Regions from separate parts of the Homo sapiens genome. Here region 1 is linked to region 2. A link is an interaction called in ENCODE POLR2A ChIA-PET data of the cell type or tissue named here. Cell type or tissue: Caco-2. All regions are shown on one strand. Links, peaks and the distances in the headings refer to the core of each region. The heading gives the core; the rest is flanking DNA.

The links. ChIA-PET counts read pairs that join two places held together with the same protein. Peaks named below come from ENCODE experiments on the same cell type or tissue, not always from the same donor. Only the 100,000 strongest peaks of a DNase experiment are listed, where the experiment ranks them.
Region 1: POLR2A ChIA-PET joins it to region 2 with 11 read pairs; 5 of 35 experiments call an interaction of 5 or more read pairs at or near these places.

The regions. Positions count from the first base shown.
Region 1 is chr5:73,225,443-73,233,777 of GRCh38, forward strand. The region is part of intron 1 of LOC124901002 (a long non-coding RNA gene); the gene reads left to right. Among named protein-coding and RNA genes, the nearest start is that of TMEM174, 56 kb to the left of the region's middle. RefSeq lists enhancers at 4,564-5,189, 7,446-8,335. In Caco-2, for the core only: no CTCF peak of the experiment used is centred there; a DNase peak (open chromatin) is centred at 4,969.
Region 2 is chr5:73,110,800-73,119,134 of GRCh38, forward strand. LOC124901001 reads right to left here. Exons shown (of 2, transcript XM_047417978.1): 1 at 3,788-8,335; 2 at 2,346-2,476. Among named protein-coding and RNA genes, the nearest start is that of TMEM171, 5.6 kb to the right of the region's middle. In Caco-2, for the core only: no CTCF peak of the experiment used is centred there; a DNase peak (open chromatin) is centred at 5,122.

The sequences.
Region 1 (8,335 bases), core at 108-8,107, 110 kb after region 2:
GATTTATACCTAAATATTTCATGTTTTTAAATAACATACATTTGAGTCCAGCTCCTTAGAATCCCAAATTAAATCTGGATCAGTGTTGTCCCATCTGAGTCACAGAGACAGACCAGTGCTGTCCAGTAGAAATATAATGGGAGCCACACATGTAATCAAAATGTTCCAGTAGCCATATCTTAAAAAGTGTAAAGAAACTGGTGAAATTAATTTTTGTAATAGTGAATTTATTATTTATTGTGCATAACAAATTGTCCCAAAATTGTAGCTTAAAACACACATTTAATATTTTACCATTGTGTTGGGTCAGCAATGCACGATGGCTTTGAGATAGAAAGAGAGATAGAGGTGGCGCAAGCTAATGAGTGAGAGAGGGAGCACCCAAGATAGAAGCCGCAGTCTTTTTGTAATCTCAGCTTGGAAGCTGCAGCCCATCACTTCTGTCATAGTCATTTGTTAGTATTGAAATACTAAGCCTAGCCTAGAGCCTAGGGGAGGGAATTACATATGGGCATGACTACTGGGAGGCTGAGCTCAGCAGGGGCCATCTTAGAGGCTACCTACCACAAATATGTGTGTACATACATTAATGTCTATTTATATACATTTAACAAAATTTTAGACAGAGGTGATACATGTGCAAGCTTGTTACATGGGTATATTGCATAATGCTGAAGTGTTTTGGCTTCTAGTGAACCATCACCAAAATAGTAAACTACCCAATAGGTAGTTCTTCAGCCTTCATCCCCCCACACCTTTAGAGTCCCCAGTGTCTATTACTTCCATTTTTAGATCCATGCATACTCATTGCTTAACTTCCACTTATGAATGAGAACATGTGGTATTTGATTTTCTGATTCTGAGTTGTTTCACTTAGGATAATTGTCTCCAACTCCCTCCATGTTGCTGTGAAGAACATGATTTCATTGTTTTTTATGGCTGCATGGTATTCTGTGGTGTTTAAGTACCACATTTTCTTTATCCGGTCAACTGTTGGTAGACACTTAGGTTGATTCCATGACTTTGCTCTCGTGAATAATGCTGCAATAACATACAAGTGCAGGTGTCACTTTCGTATAACAATTTCTTTTCCTTTGGGTAGATACACAGTAATAAGATTGCTGGGTTGAATGGTAGCTCTACTTTTAGTTCTTTGAGAAGTCTCCACACTATTTTCCATAGAGGTTTTATTGATTTACATGCCCACCAACAGTGTATAAGTGTTCACTTTTCTCTGCAGCCTTGCCAGCCAACATCTGTTAGTTTTTGATTTTTTAATAATAGTCATTCTGACTGATATGAGGTGGTATTTCACTGTGGTTTTAATTTGTATTTCTCTGATGATTAATGATGTTGAGTATTTTTTCATATGTTTGCTGGCTGCTTGTATGTCTTCTTTTGAAAAGTGTCTTTTCATGTCCTTTGCTTATTTTGTAATAGGGTTATTTTTTTCTTGTTGATTCATTTTAGTTCCTTATAGATTCTAGATATTCATCCTTTGTTAGATGCATAATTTGGAAATACATTCTCCCATTCTATAGGTTGTCTGTTGATTGATTCTTTTGCTGTGCAGAAGCTGTTTAGTTTAATTTAGTCCCATTTGTCTATTTTTGTTTCTGTTGCATTTGCTTTTGAGGTCTTACCAATAAAATATTTGCCTAAGCCAATGTCCAGAAGAGTTTTTCCAGGTTTTTAATAGGATTTTTATAGTTTGATGTCTTACATTTAAGTCTCTAATTTATCTTCAGTTAATTTTTGTATATGGTGAGAGATAGGGGTCCAGTTTCATTCTTCAGCATACTCCCAGCCATTATTTATTGAATAGTGTGTCCTTTCCCCCATTGTTTATTTTTTGTTGGCTTCCACAAACATATTTTATCTAACCCAATATACCCAAAGTATCATTCAATATATAACTAATATAAAATTATTAATGAGACTTTTGCATTCCGATTTTATAATCTCCTTGCTGTGGACTGAATGCTTGCACTGCCCCCAAAATTACTATGTTGAAGCCCTAATCCCCAATGTCATGATATTAGAAAGTGAAACCTTTGGATGGTAACTAGGTTTAGATGAAGTCAGAAGGATGGAGTTCCCATAATAGGATTAATGCCCTTACAAGAAAAGGAAGAGACATGATATATCTCTCCCTCCTTGAGCCCACCCCCACACCACCCCTCTTGCAAGCACCAGGGAAAGGCCATGTGGGGATGTAAACAGGAAGAGGGTCCTCAACAAGAACCCAACCATTCTGGCACCCTAATCTTGAACTTTCAGCTTCCAGAACTGTGAGAAATCAATGTTGCTGAAGCAACCCAGTCTGTGGTAATTTGTTATAGCAGCCTAGACTTACTAAGACAACCTACAAAGTCCAGAATGTATTTTACACTTACGGCCTGCATCAATTTGGACTAGATACATTTCAAGCATCAATTGCCACCTGTGGCTAGAGGCCACTGTAGTACAGAACACATCTAGATGGTCTGAAGCCATCTGAAGATCCAAAGACCCTAACTAAGTGGTCTTCTTCACCAGCAACCTAAATGATTGATGTGATTTATCAGACATATCAAGTGCTTACCATGTACCAGACATAGTGCTGAATGTAAGGAACCTCAAGCTAATAAATAATAGTGCCTGCCCTAAAGGAACTCAGACAAGTAAGAGGTTAACTTCGGATTCTAGACCAGCCATGCAGGGCCTACCTCAGAGAGCTCTACACTGTGATGGGTTCTTGCGTAAGGCAAAGCTCAGTCCCTCCATGGTCCGTGGGAAGGTGGGTGACCCAAGTCTGCCTGGCCCAGCCAGAGTCTCTGACAATGACCATACACATCATTTACTCCCAGGCCTAACCTGAGGCCTGGGCCTCGGGCCCTGAACTGGAGCCCATATGTTGGCCTGAAATCTGATTTACCTTGGACGTGGAACAAGTTAAATATTTGTCTAACTCAGTACGTTGTATTTTCCGCTATTCTTCACAAGCATGTCCTGTAAAAGAAGGGAGATGTGGGGGCTACCTTAATATTTCAGGCTCCTTGGGTGCTTTAGAGGGGTTTCTGCAGAAGTATCGGTACATGCCACAGTTGCACAAAGCTTCAAACATATGTGACTAAATTTATGTGGAAAAAAATGTCCTTAATTATCTTACCAGCTATGAATGAATTTAGCACCAAGGAGATATGTTTTTAGTCCATTCTCTGTCCTAACTCTGATCATGCAAATGCCTTTGCTTTTTGTCTCACAACGTATGTCCTGAATTGTATTTGTGGTAAGTTATAAGCATCTTGAGAGTATAACTCTATGTATCGAGTACATCTAGGGTGTAGCAGAGGAGCCCTTCCACCTCTCCCAAAATGTACTTAAACACTATTAATAGTGATACACCTGGCAGTCCAGTTAAATAATTCTAAGTTTCATTTGGGGGAAATATAGTATACTTTTCATTAACAGTAGAGGAAAACAGCTTTCGGAGTGGTCTCTCTACCAGTGTAAATAGCAGTCATTTATTTTAAAGTTAGAGGAAAATCTATGCCTGTCCTAATGGAAAGAAGTTAGCTTCATTCATGTGGTGTCTGGAAAAATGATCTTGAATGGCTTCTTGATTAATTTTTGTCTTCATAAAAATATTATTTAGAAAAAATAAACAACTGTGAAGACAGTTGCAAGTAAAGGACTACAAATAAAACAATATTTCTTTCTGACATGTAAAACCCATCTCCAAATTGCTATTTCATCACATAGACATGCATTGTCTCATTAATGTCCCAGTAGCTGCATCTTTAAAATGCCTTTGTTTCACAATGTGGACACAATAAAAAATATGAGGACATAGATCTCATTTCTGTGCCTAATAATGTGGTGATTCTGGTTGAGCTGCTGTAGGCTGGAACTCAACCACACAACCTGGAAAAACATTCAGGGAGTCTGGAACATAGAAAAGTCCCCAATCCTGTTTGGCTGGAATTTGAAGGGTGAAATGAAAGCTTCTGTTCTGTGTAAATCTGTCCAGATTTAGTGTTTTACAGCATCAGGCAATGCTATTGGTGCCAAGAACTGGCTCTGCCTAGAGGCCCCACCAAGAAGCGAAATCCCTTTGCTCAGAAGTCAGGTTACATTACAGAAAGAAATGAATTTTAAACATTCCATTGTAAATACCATTTATGCATGTCATCTTTCACATGTAGAGTGGTTTCATTTTAAAAGTAAAGCTTGCTCCTGTTTTGGAGGTTCTAAATAAAAATGAAAAGAAAATAGCATTTTAGTTGGCCTTTAAAAGATCATGTGTGACCAAGCTTGGCATTTGTGGTTGTGACATAAAACTGTATTTTTGCAGTTTTAGAATGCAAATTTAAACCTACAGTATACACTCAAGCAAACCAACAAATATCTATCTATAAACATATAAATAGATACACATGCATAGAGACATGTATATGCATACACACATTGTGCACAGCAACACTGGTATAAAGATCTTTACTTCTTTTTTATTATAGCTTTCATTGTCACTTATTGTAACATTTTCCACAAAACACATGTTTCATTGCTGTAGTAGTTCAGGCAGTTGTGAAAGATGGAAGGGGAGGTGAGGGGGATGTGCATATCTTTGGACAAAGAGGGAGACCCGAGGGTGGGCAACATCTTTTAGCTTTTTCCATCTGAACTTTAATTTGCTCCCTAAAAGGAGAAGCTGAGTCCATCAAGCTAAACAGTGAAGCCTGAGATTTGCTTTAAAACTCGAACTCATTCTCTTTGGTTTGGACAGGCTACTGCTAGCCCTCGCCCCAGACTGTCCGGTTCTCAGGAGGGTTTGCGCGGCCTGTTTGCCAAGCCTGGGTAGGCGGGACAGGGGGATTCCCAAGGCCGATCAGATTCTATTTACTGCCCTCTTCCCCAACCCCGGGGCCACCTCTGAGGCATGAACCCAGAGACGCGCGCCCTGGTCTGGGAAAGCAGGACCGCTGCGCCCAGCGCCTCAGGGGTAGAGGCGGGAACAGGCCCGCGGTCGCTTTGCTGGCGGGGAAGGGCGATCTGACGATCAGGGAGTTGCGCCCCTCTCTCTGGGCCTCGTGAAGGAACAGAGCAATTACAGCGCTGGGCCGGCCACGTAGTCCTGGGGCTAGGTGGGCCCAATGCTCCGGGCCGCGGGGCTGGAGCGCGGAGGCTGGAGAGGGAGGAGGACCCTCCGCGGCTCCAGGCCTCCCAGCTGGAGGGGCTCACGCCCGGGACTCCCCATCAGACCTTTGAGGGGGAGCTTCTCAAAAAGCCCTAAACTCCTCGAGGATATTCTCCGAGTGCTTCTCCTTACCCAAGCGCTGCTTCCAGACTCCACGCCTCTAGAACTAGCTGGCGTCCACGGTCGGCCAGAGCAGTTAGGGGGCTGCGCTAGCAGGGACATGTGGGGCAAAAGAGACGTATTTTAAAACCCCCAAACAAATGTGCCCTGAAACTCACGGAGCCTGAGTTTCTGGGTTCCTCGCTTGCACTGCCCCTTCCGAAGCCCTGCGAGGGGCGCTAGTAATCCTGGATTCCGAATTGTGGGTTCTCAGTTTTAAAGGGTTGCCCCCGCCCCAGCCCCCTTCTCAATTGTCTAATCTCAGGCCTGCAACTTCGGCGTCCGCCAAACGCCGGCCTTGCCGCAGGTGCAGGACTCCTGCAATGTACTCTGGGGTTACCAGTCTGTTTGGGGTGCGGCCTGCAGGCGTAACCATGGAGTAACTTCGGGAGCCAAACTGACTTTTGCGGGGCACGGAATCAGACTTCTTGCGTCATTTTCACACCTCCTTTTTTGGTTTGTCTCGCCTATTTTGAGCCCATCAAGGAAACAGGCCCACACAGCAGCTTAAGCAAAAATGTCATAATGCTGGTGAGGTATGGATTCGATGGAAGTTCTCACTTTCCTAAGTATCATTTTTTTCTTGGTATAATAATTTCATCTCTTAGCCAAGGCTCTGAAACGAATGTCAAATTTCATGGCTTTTACGTGTTGTTGAACTCCATGTAGCGTGCTGAAATATATGCAGTACTAAATCTCAAAAACAAAACAAAACCAAAACCCCAAACCAAAGCCCTCTCTTTAGGGCAGGCTGATTAAGCAGCTGGAGAGAGAAGAGGGAGGATTGCAGAATCATGGGAAAGGAGCAGGAAGGTCTCTCTTGCTGTCATCAGAATATTCTCCTTCCCACCTCCTGTCTTCTAGGACAAATAAATAAAGCATTGATTACCTCTAAACCTCAGACCTAATTTGAGAAGTGTGATGCAGGACACATATTCAGATACCATCACCCATTTCTGCACAAAGAAACAGTTCACTACTTCAAAAATCCACATTTTATGATTTCTTGAATTTTATACTCAAAGGAGGGAGGTGGAATAGGTCATCCTTATACAGCAGAGAAACACAATACCTTTCCTCATTTAGAATATTCCCAACTATTCTCTGGTGAAGAAAACTAGTAGGAGTTTACAATTTAAAAAACAAAACAAACCCCAAACAAACAAAAAATCCACCTACAATTATACACTCTATTTTGTATGTTAATCTTTGACAGGCTGAGAGTATTTTAACAACACTGGTCATCAGAAGTCAAATGAAAATAAATAGATGTTCACTAAATAGCATTCTTTCTCTATTTGGTGGCAATGTTGCTGTCATCGGTTTTCCCCAAAATCATGGGGGTGGCAGGAAGGAGAGAAAAACATGGGCATGTTTGAGTTTTGCCTAAGTCTGAAACTTTCGATCTCAAATCTTCCTCTCCATCACAGTCACGTCTGGTGAACTCAAGCTGGCTTTACTTTACTTACTAACCTGGATTCCTGCTGTATAGACTCAGAAACCCGGGAGAGTTTAGGAGACCGCCGAGGCGAGCACTTTCTCTAACAATCGCGTGCTGCAGTCAGGAGAGCCCAGGTGGCTGCGGCCGCCCTTAGGAGACCAGTGATCATCCCAGCCACCTCCCTGCCCAGCCCCGGGCCGAACTGGAAAACTCTTAACTTTGGGCTTTATTTAAAACACTCGGGTTTCGAAAGCCGGGTCCCCTCCGCAGGCCAGGAGGCCTCAGTGAGCATCCTGTGCTGCGTGGGGAGGGCCTGGCAGCTGGCGGATCCGTCTGGGCTGCAGCTGCAGGGTCGGGAGCTCTTCTTGGACTCGGCTCCTTTCAGAAAACTCTTTTCTTGTCGGATGTGGTTTCCCTTTAATTAATCACTCATGCCCGCGTGTCCACCGCGCCGCTTCCCCACTCTTCCTCCAGCCCCGCATGTGATCTCTATTTGGAGGCAGGAGAGCTGGTGGAGCATCTGGGGTTGCCGCGGAGGTGGTTCTGCCTGCCGCTGGGCTTCGGGCCGCCGCCCAGAGACAGAGCGATATCCTCCCAGATAGGCCTTCTGGAAGATTCACTGCCCTTTCCGAACTGTCTGGCCTGTTGGCCATGCTGGCCTCGAGGCTCAGCAGTTCCAGGCCTCAGCCTGGGTGGTCCAGGTGTTCAGGGTGGTCTCGAAGTGCATATTTCCTTCAGGTTTCCTCCCTTCTCTGCCCTCCTCCCCATCCCCGCTTAGGCGCTGGCATCCCGCTGACACCAGCCAACTTTTGCACCCCTATCAAGGATCTCTCAAAGAATATCTTGGCCACCTCAGGCACTGTGACTTCCTGGAGTTCGCATGACACAGGGCAAATAGCCAAGCTCCCAGGCAGTTGGGCCCCCGGAGGTTGGAGGCCTTGGCCTGTGCAGGCTCCTTTCCGGAAAGCCCTGGCCCCAAACCCCAACATCAAGCCACTCTCAGGATTGCGGGGCAGTGGGCAAGACCTGATCCAGAGGGTGTGCATTAAGCCGTTGCCCTCGTTGCGTTTAATTCTCCCGTCACTCCCCAGTCACTAAGGGAGGCCTCCTACTCGCGCCTCAGCTTCAAGGGCGGATGTGGCTGGGACCACCCTGGGACTCGGGTGTCTCCAAATGTGGCTCAGGCCGCCCCACGCCGAACGAGGTGGGATCAGATATTCCCGCTTGTGAGTGTTGGTGGGGCTGAAGAGATCACACGCGGCGGGGTGTGGAACTTCGAGGGGTGTCACGGCCAGGGCTTTGCGGCCCCAGACGTCCCAGCGGCTCGCAGGGGGCGCCAGGTCCGCGCTTCCCCTTGGGTCTTCGAGAGGCGTGTGCGCAGGACGCTGCCCTCTGTTGCCCAAAGCCCGCACCAGGCTCCTGGGCTTCCGCGGGCTTCCGCAGGCCTCAGGCGAGGGGCGGGGACGCCACCCGCACGCTCCCGAGCGCAGGGAGGGCTGTCGCCGAAGCGGTGACCCACGCGTGGACCCCGCCCGCGCTGGGCCGGGCCGGTCCCC
Region 2 (8,335 bases), core at 272-8,271:
GGGTTTTGTTGCTGTTATTGTTGTTGTTTTTCAGAAAAAAATATTTCCTGCCAATCATCTCTGTCTTTTCATTGGAGAGTTTCATCCATTTACATTTAAAGTTATTACTAATAAGAAGGGACGTACTTCTGTCATTCTGCCATTTTTTTATATGACTTACAGCTTTTTTTGTCCCTTATTTCCTGCATTGCTCTTTTGTGTTTAATTGATTTTTTTTTTAAAAACATAGTGCTGTTTAAATTCTTTTCTCATTTCCTTTTGTGTATATTCTATACCTATCTCTTTGCAGTTAAATGTAAAGGGGATTACATGTAACATCCTAAAGTTATAACACTAATTTGAATTTAGAAAAGCTTAACCTCAATAACACACAAAGACTCTGCTCCTTTATGGCTTTATCTCCACCCCTTTCAGTTGTTGTTGTCACAGACTGCATATTCACACATTGTGTGACAAAAGCATAAACTAATAAATCTTTTAAATGCATTGATCTCTTCAATTATGTAGTAAATAAAATGTGGATTTACAAACCAAAGTTACAATAATACTAGCTTTTAAACAAATATTTTTTTAATATATTAATCTCTTAAATCATGCAGAATACAAAAAGTGAAGGTACGAACTACCATTACAACAGTTCTAGCTTTTCTCTCTTCTCCTTTTAAGACTCCCACAATGTGTATGGGCTGGAGGTGAAGGATGGGTGATATGGTTACTACTCTGCTAAGAGCTAAAACTGATTGACAGTAACTGCAATTTACTGCCCAACCTTCCACTGGAAGTTTTTAAGCCTGCAATAGATTTCAGAGTTATAAAACAGTTACATCAAACAGATTCTGCCAGCAAATCATTGTCTAAGTGGGGAGATAGATTCCTGGTATTTTCTACTCCACCATCTTGCCAGATTTACCCCCTATTTCTTTTTAAGTTCAACAAATTAGTATTGCAGAAGTGAGCAAGCTATAGCCCAAGGGCCAAATCTGGCTGCCTCCTGTTTTTGTAAGACCAGTGAACTAAGAATGACTTTATTTTGTTTATTTCTAACTACACCTACTTGAATAGGAGAACTTATACTTTCAATGGCTGAAAAAAATTAAAAGAAGAATATTTTGTGACGTGAAAATTCTATGAAATTCAAATATTGGTGTTCATAAGTAAAGTTGTATTGAATCATAGCCATGCTCATTTGTTTATATTGTCTATGTTTATGGCTGCTTTCTAGCTGTGATGGTAGAGGTGAGTAGTTGCAACAGAGACCAAATAACTCAAATGACCTATAGGGCCTAAAATATTTGCTATCTAGCCTATTACAGAATAAGTTCACCAATCCTTATTTTAAGCCATGCTGATGGATGGAGATAATTCAGACTTAGGTCTCTAGCAAGAAATATCTAGGGCCCTGAAGGAAGAACTCATCAGAAGTGAAGTGAGCTTAGAACACTGACCTGGGTCCAATATCAGGGAAAAGTCACCATGAAGGGAGATTCAGCTTTGGCACAGCTTTGGCACAGACTTGAAGCTCCCTGACCTGGGCTGGAAGCAAGTATGCTTCAGGTATCAAGCACTGAAGAGCAAACTAAAGAGCTATAACACTGGGACTCCAAGCCAGGGGCACTATAGGGGGAGTGTGCTTGGCCAAGGATTTACCCTTGCTTTACCCTTGCTTGTTGTCTTCCCTGAAGAACCATGCTGGCCAGGCAAGGATCAGAACCATCAAGGGTGTCTGTCACCTGAGCAGGGAAAAAGGCTCACTGGACTTTGGGACTACCTGCTGAAAACAGTTATGCAGAAAGTGAGCCTAGGAACAAAATGGGGTTGGGTAGCCAGGCATTGTTGAGGGCCCACTTCAGTTTAGTGAACATTGATTTACACAGATAGCAGTCAATTTTAGAGTTGGGTCGTTCACCAGTAGCACTTAGCTACTGAGGACAGGCTCAGAAAAGTAGGTAATGGCAACATTACCAGATGGCATGATGCAAAGACACAGGCTTTGAAATTTAAGTCTATCAGAGAGACTGCTACTGAATTGATAGAGCATAGAATCTAAACTACACAAGAAAGAAGTAAAGAAAAAATAGTTAATTGGAACAAGTGAAGGGTCTAGTTAGAGTGAAGGACAGTTGTAGCAGGAATGGCTGGAAAAGCAAGATGGAAAGAGATGCTCCAATTCCTGTTTTTGCAGAAGGGGCTGTTTCAGGTAGTCCCTGGTCCAGGGTGAGCTGGTAGGAGGTGTTGGCTGAGGTGGTTGGAAGAGGAAAGATTTGTTGATGAGAAGGCCTGAATTCTGAATTGGTATTGTCTTAGTGTGTTTGTGTTACTATAAAGGAATACCCGAGGCTGGGTAATTTATAAAGAAAAGAGGTTTATTTGGCTCACAGTTCTGCAGACTGTACAAGAAGCATGGCACCAGCATCTGCCTCTGGCTTCTGGTGAGGGCTTCAGGCTGTTTCCAATCAAGACAGAAGGCGAAGGAAACCTGGTATGTACAGATCACCATGTGGCCTCCAGGCTTTTTGTTAACAACCAGCTTTCTTGGAAACTAATAGAGCTAGAACTATTAATCTTCCCCGGGGAGCATTAATCTAATCATGAAGGATCCACCCTCACGACCCAAACACTTCCCATTAGGCCCCACCTCCAACACCGGGGATCAAATTTCAACATGAGATTTGAGGGGATAAAAACACCCAAACTCTAGCACTCAACCACATGGAGGTTGGAAGCATGTAGGATTAAGGGAGGATTTGAAGTGGTAGAGACGGAAGCCAATGATGAGAGTGACAGGAAGGGGAGAGGGTGACACATAGTATAAGCAGCAAAGGGTGGGGAAGAAGTGGTCTGAAAGGAATAGTAAACAACTATGGCTGTGGTAAGTGTCCTGAATGAAAAACACCAGAACGCCAGGTATGAAAATAACAAGGGGGAACGGGGAGCCAGGGCCCATCTTCACTGGGGAAATGGCATTTAACTGGAACTGCAAAGAATGAATGGGTGCTGTGGCAGAGCACACAGACACCCGCTGGAGAGGAGAGAGAACTGGCGCTTCCCATCCGGCAATGCCCCTGGCTGGCAAGGTGAGGGAGCAAGTGCCCAGCCTCCCTGTGCACCTGTCCAGTGGGGCAGCAGCAGTACTCACTTCACAGGGTTCTTATGAAACACAAAGGAGTGAATACATTTGTAAACCCCTAAAAACACATAGTAAGCTTTATGTAGGGGTTAGCTATTATATTTTCATTTAAGAAAAAATATTTCCCCTGGAATCACATCCAACCAAAATTACAGCAAGTCTTGTTTTCTGTACTCATTCAATTCTTTAAACACCCCATGAGGTAAGTTAAAAAGAAAAAACCCTAAAAAGTAGTTTTCTCTTTATCTTCTCTCAATCAGCACCGCCTCAAATCCTAGCTTTACCTGCATTCTGTGGCTTCCACAAAGGGCCTTTTATGAAAATCTGGGGCATTCAGGAGGTGGCTTACTGCCAAACTGCCTTTTAATTTATCAAAGACTCTCGGCTCTCAGGTGTTTAGATAAGTATTGATTAATTTTTTAGGCCAGAAGTTTTTGTGGGAGAAGTCAAGTGTTCGTGTGTTACTGTGAGGAGATGACCTGCCACACCCAGGAAGACCCTTGCTCCCTGGATCCCCAGCCAGGTGGCATGTTCCCCATGTACAGCACCCTGGGACAGTCAGATGGCCCCTTTCTGGATTTCTGGGTCAGACCATTTTGGGAGTCATCTCCAAGTGTCTCAGACAAGTTTCCATGCCTGATCCAAAACTAGGTAAGTTACCTGTATGTATGACATCAGAAGGTTCCCACACCACCATGCACATCACAGCAAGCTGTTTGAAGGAGGTAGGATATACAATAAGTCTTTTCTTTCTTTTTCTTCTTTTGTTTTTATCATTTATTTGCACATTTGTTTCACTTTGCTATATTTTTGGAGCACTGTGAGCTGATCTGAATCCTTGGAATCATCAGTGGCAACCAGGTAGTGGAGGGGCCAGAACCGAGGATATGGAGATTGGGCCAAGACATGCAGATGGATCCAGGAGATGTGAGGCAGGTAGAATCCTGAGCCCTGGGCCACTGACAGGCTAAGGAATCACCCTTGGCAGGATACCACATGCCCCTCTAAAGATACCAGCAGCAGCAAGTCCCATTTCAGAAGCTTTGGAGGCTGCAGACCTTGGGAAAACAAAGGTAGATCAACAGGGCAGATAACACAAGTTGGACGGGCTGGTTTTTGAGATGATGCGATGCACACCTTTAAGAACTCCTAGAAATAACTGAGAGATGCGCTATAGGGAGAAACAGCTGAGCTGGCAGGCTGGGAACTCCAACCATTGCCAACTGGGCATCAGAAATCAACAGAGCCACAGTTTGCTCTCAGTGAGCACCCTGATCGACCTCCCCTGCTATTTCTTTACAGTCTCCATGGATTCATCAGCTCAAGCTTCCTGAGCCACAGGTGGAAGATGAGATGAGTGTAGCTAGACGAGTAGTAGTTAAGGAGAAATCCATTTATTGATCACTCTCCATGTGCCAGATATTTACTCTTCAAGCAAGACATCCTTCGAGGTAGGTCTGGTTATTCTCACATTACAGATGAGAACACTAAGATACAGAAAAGATGTTTACTTGCCCCAGGTCACACAGCTGGTAAGTGACAAAGCCAGGATCTAAACTCAGTTTGATTCATCCCCTTTCTGCATGCTGGGGAGACAGTGCATTCTTTGGGATCCAGTCAGCAGTGAATGAGTGAAGAGACAGTACTTTTCCAAAGAACTCTTAATATCAACACGTTGGTCTCCTCTAGCCACAGACCAGATGCTGTGGCCACTGTTGAGGGGGGGTCTTTCTCCCTTGGCAGTGCAGAGGCCTCTTCAGAAAAGCCAAGTGTGCTCCCAGCAAATTCTTACTTTCGCTGAAACAACTGCTTGCATTCTACACCCTTGGCTAAGGCTAGCAGCACTCAGGCTGAGCTGTTATTAACTGTGCAAAATCAACAGCACCATCTCACGCCATAAAATGACTCTGCAAAAGATTAGCCTTTGCACTAGGATCAGCTAAGGGAGCCAGTCTAAACCCTTAATTCAAGCTTTCCAAATTAGTCAGCCTCTACTTGCACTCCTGATATGTCTCTGAAGCCCCTGGGTCTAAGTCCGACCTGGGGGTTAGGGAGGAGGAAAATATCCCAGGGACTTTGGTACACCCTTTTCAGGGTTATACAGCTGGATGGGGCCCAGGTTGGTTCAGAGGAGTCATTGGGAGTCCTGGAAATATGTGTTGAAACATGGACCCAAGACTGAGCGCTCAAGAATAAATTCCTATAAACCAAGCCCAGCTGGGGCTCAGAAAACATCAGAAATTGGAAGCAGGGAAATGTGTGCTTCTGGGTGCTAAGATTAATTTGGGGCAGAATTAGAAAGAGACCAAAAGAGAAAAGAGACCTAGAAGTTGGCAGACTTGATTAGCTGATTGTCTTTCTGCCATCTTATGAATTCTGAAAAATGGTGCCACTGAATTCTGCAGGTCAATCCACTTGCCCTGAGTTTCTTCTCAGGGTTGGCAGTGCCCTGGGAAGAAATACGTGGCCTGTCTTGTTGAAGTGAAAGATATGTGTTCCTTAGGGCACTGTTTTGGGAACAGAGCAGCAGAAGCCCCCTGCTCTGGGTGAAACTCATGCCTCCCAGCCGCACTAGCTGTGCTCTGCACCCCAGAAACATCTGAAAACTGCACTTGGTTGGCACCAGCCCCTCCCTTGCTTTGTGTGTTTAGAACCCTCCAAAGGACTAATTGTTACTCTTCCAGAGAGGGAGCCCAGCCTCCTCAATTTTGTAATGTCACTCACAGACCACAGGAAAGTATTCCTTCCGAATTCCTGAACTCCAAGCCTCCATATTCAATTGCCTACTCAGCTTCTCTACTCGGATGTCTAATGGACAAAATTAACATGTCCCCAAATGGACTCTGAAGCTCCTCCTCTCAAACTTGTCCCACTCTTAGGATTCCCCATCTTGCTCATGCCAGAACCATTCTTCCACTTGCTCAGATCCAAAACCTTGGAATCAAAACCCACATGTGGTTCATGGAAAATCCCATTGACTCTATCTTCAAGATATATCCAAAGTCTCATCCCTTTCATCACCTTCATACACAAGCTACAGACATAACTCCTGGGTTGTTACCACAGCCTCCTAACTGGCCTCTTCCCATCCATCCTGGCTCCTCCTTGGGCTATTCTTACTGCAACAGCCACCAATTTCTTTTTTAAAAGAAATCAGATCACATCACTGTCAAAGCTCATCACATCAGCTCAAAAACCATTCAAAGGCTTCCCACCTACTTAAAGGCCCTGCACAACCTGGTGCCCTTGGCCCTGCACATGCCTTTCCTCTCTGACCTCCTCTCCTACTCTCCCCCTTGCTCACCAACTGCAGCCACCCTGGCCTCTTGCTCTCCTTTGAATATGCTAATATGTGTGTTCCTACCTCAGGGCCTTTGCACCTGTGGTTACTTCTGCCTGAAGCACTCTTCCCTACTTCCCACAAAAAATCACGAACTATGCTTACAAATTCTTACTCTTCCCTACAAGAGGTGGCACCTAATCCCATTCCCCTTGACTTTGTGACTCAATTCTAAGGACCAGAATAAAGAGAAGTGATGGTATGGAAGTGCAGAGCCTCGTCAGAAAAGGCACCACAGCTTCCCCTTTGTTTGCTCTCCCTTGGATCACTCACGTGAGGGGAGGCTGGGTGGAGAAATCCACATAGTGAGGAACTGAGGCCTCCTGCCAATAGCCCTGTGAATGTGCCACCTTGGCAGCAGATCCTCCAGCCCCAGTCCAGCCTTCAGATGACCACAGCCCTGGCCAACTGCTAGACTGCAGCCTCTGAGAGGCTCAGCCAGAAGTACCCAGCTAAGCCACTTGCAGTTTCTGACCCTGATCAGAAACCCTGAGAATACATTTTTGCTGTTTCAAACTTCAAAGTTTTGGGGTAAGTTGTTATGCAATAATAGATCATTGATACACTTGCTTCCTCATTCCCTTCAAGTTTTTGCTGCAATCTCACCTTCTCAGAGATGCCTTCCTTAACTCCCCTATTTAAAATGGGGTGCTCCCCAGTCCCCATCTGTGATTTATTGTTCTCCCTGGCACTCAATCACTTTCTAATTCTCTGTATAACTTACATATTTTATTGCCTTTCTCCTCAATAAAATACAAGTTCCGTGTTTTATTGGTAGTTGGTAAATCTGTGCTGGCTAAATACATGAACACATGCCTCTGCTTTATGCTTCTACAGTCACTGAATTCGAGGTTTTTAATCTTGTTCTGATGCTGTTTTTCTAAGGATTCGGTCTGGCTTTTATCTTTTTCACTACCACACAGGCCAGGGAAGACCACTAGATAGTGACCAGGCCACGCAGCTTCTCTCCTAAGGCTAGGTGGGCTACAAAGATAAGTACCTCAAAGGCTGGTGGGTATGTCTTTCATACATAATCGATGATCAATTTCCAAGGAGTTTAATTTAGTCAAACAGGCTCTCATAGACACAAACAGTGAGAACAGCAGATATACCAAGTGGAGGCTAATCTGATTGTCCTTGGTGCCAGGATATTCAAGTCTGTCATGGGTGGTGAGCCTGCAGTCATGTGGCACCAGAGGGGCAGCTGTATCAACAGGCCCCTTGCAGGCCTGCACATGACATGGCCAGAGATTCAGTTTCAAATAAGGGGGAAGGGAAGAATGAGTAGGGAAAGGACAAGGAAACCCTTTTGCACAATGAAGAGTTGTTCACAGGCCTGTGTCAGAGGGGACAAATCCTATAATGAGGGCCTGAGTTCTTAGAAAGCCAGTGCCTGCTGTTGTACAATCCACTCTTGGGTATCTGCCCATTCGCTGGACATGCTTTGGTGCCCTTCCAGAAGGTGGTATACCTTGACACTTGGACCAGGAAGGATATCTCCACCCCAAACATAGATTACTGCAATGTCCTTGGGACACAGTGCCTGTATTGTTATAATAATCTAAACGTGCTTGGCATCACAAGGCCATGAGGGCGTTTTCTGGGTTCACAGCATGGTGTGTTCTCTGAGTGACAGGTGTGCTGCGGGAGAAACACTGAATGGTCAGCGCATCTGCATCTGGCTCAGGCCTTCTCTGCATGTCAACCAGCTGCAGAGGTTACTTTACCTCTGTCAGCCTGGACCTCAGTTTCCTCAACTGACAAATGACTGTTTTTCTCAGTCTCCTGTCCCCTGCTGCCTCCAACCTTTTCTGAACTGCTGGAGAGATGTAGCAAAGAACCACAAAGCAAGGGGTCGTGAGTGTTGG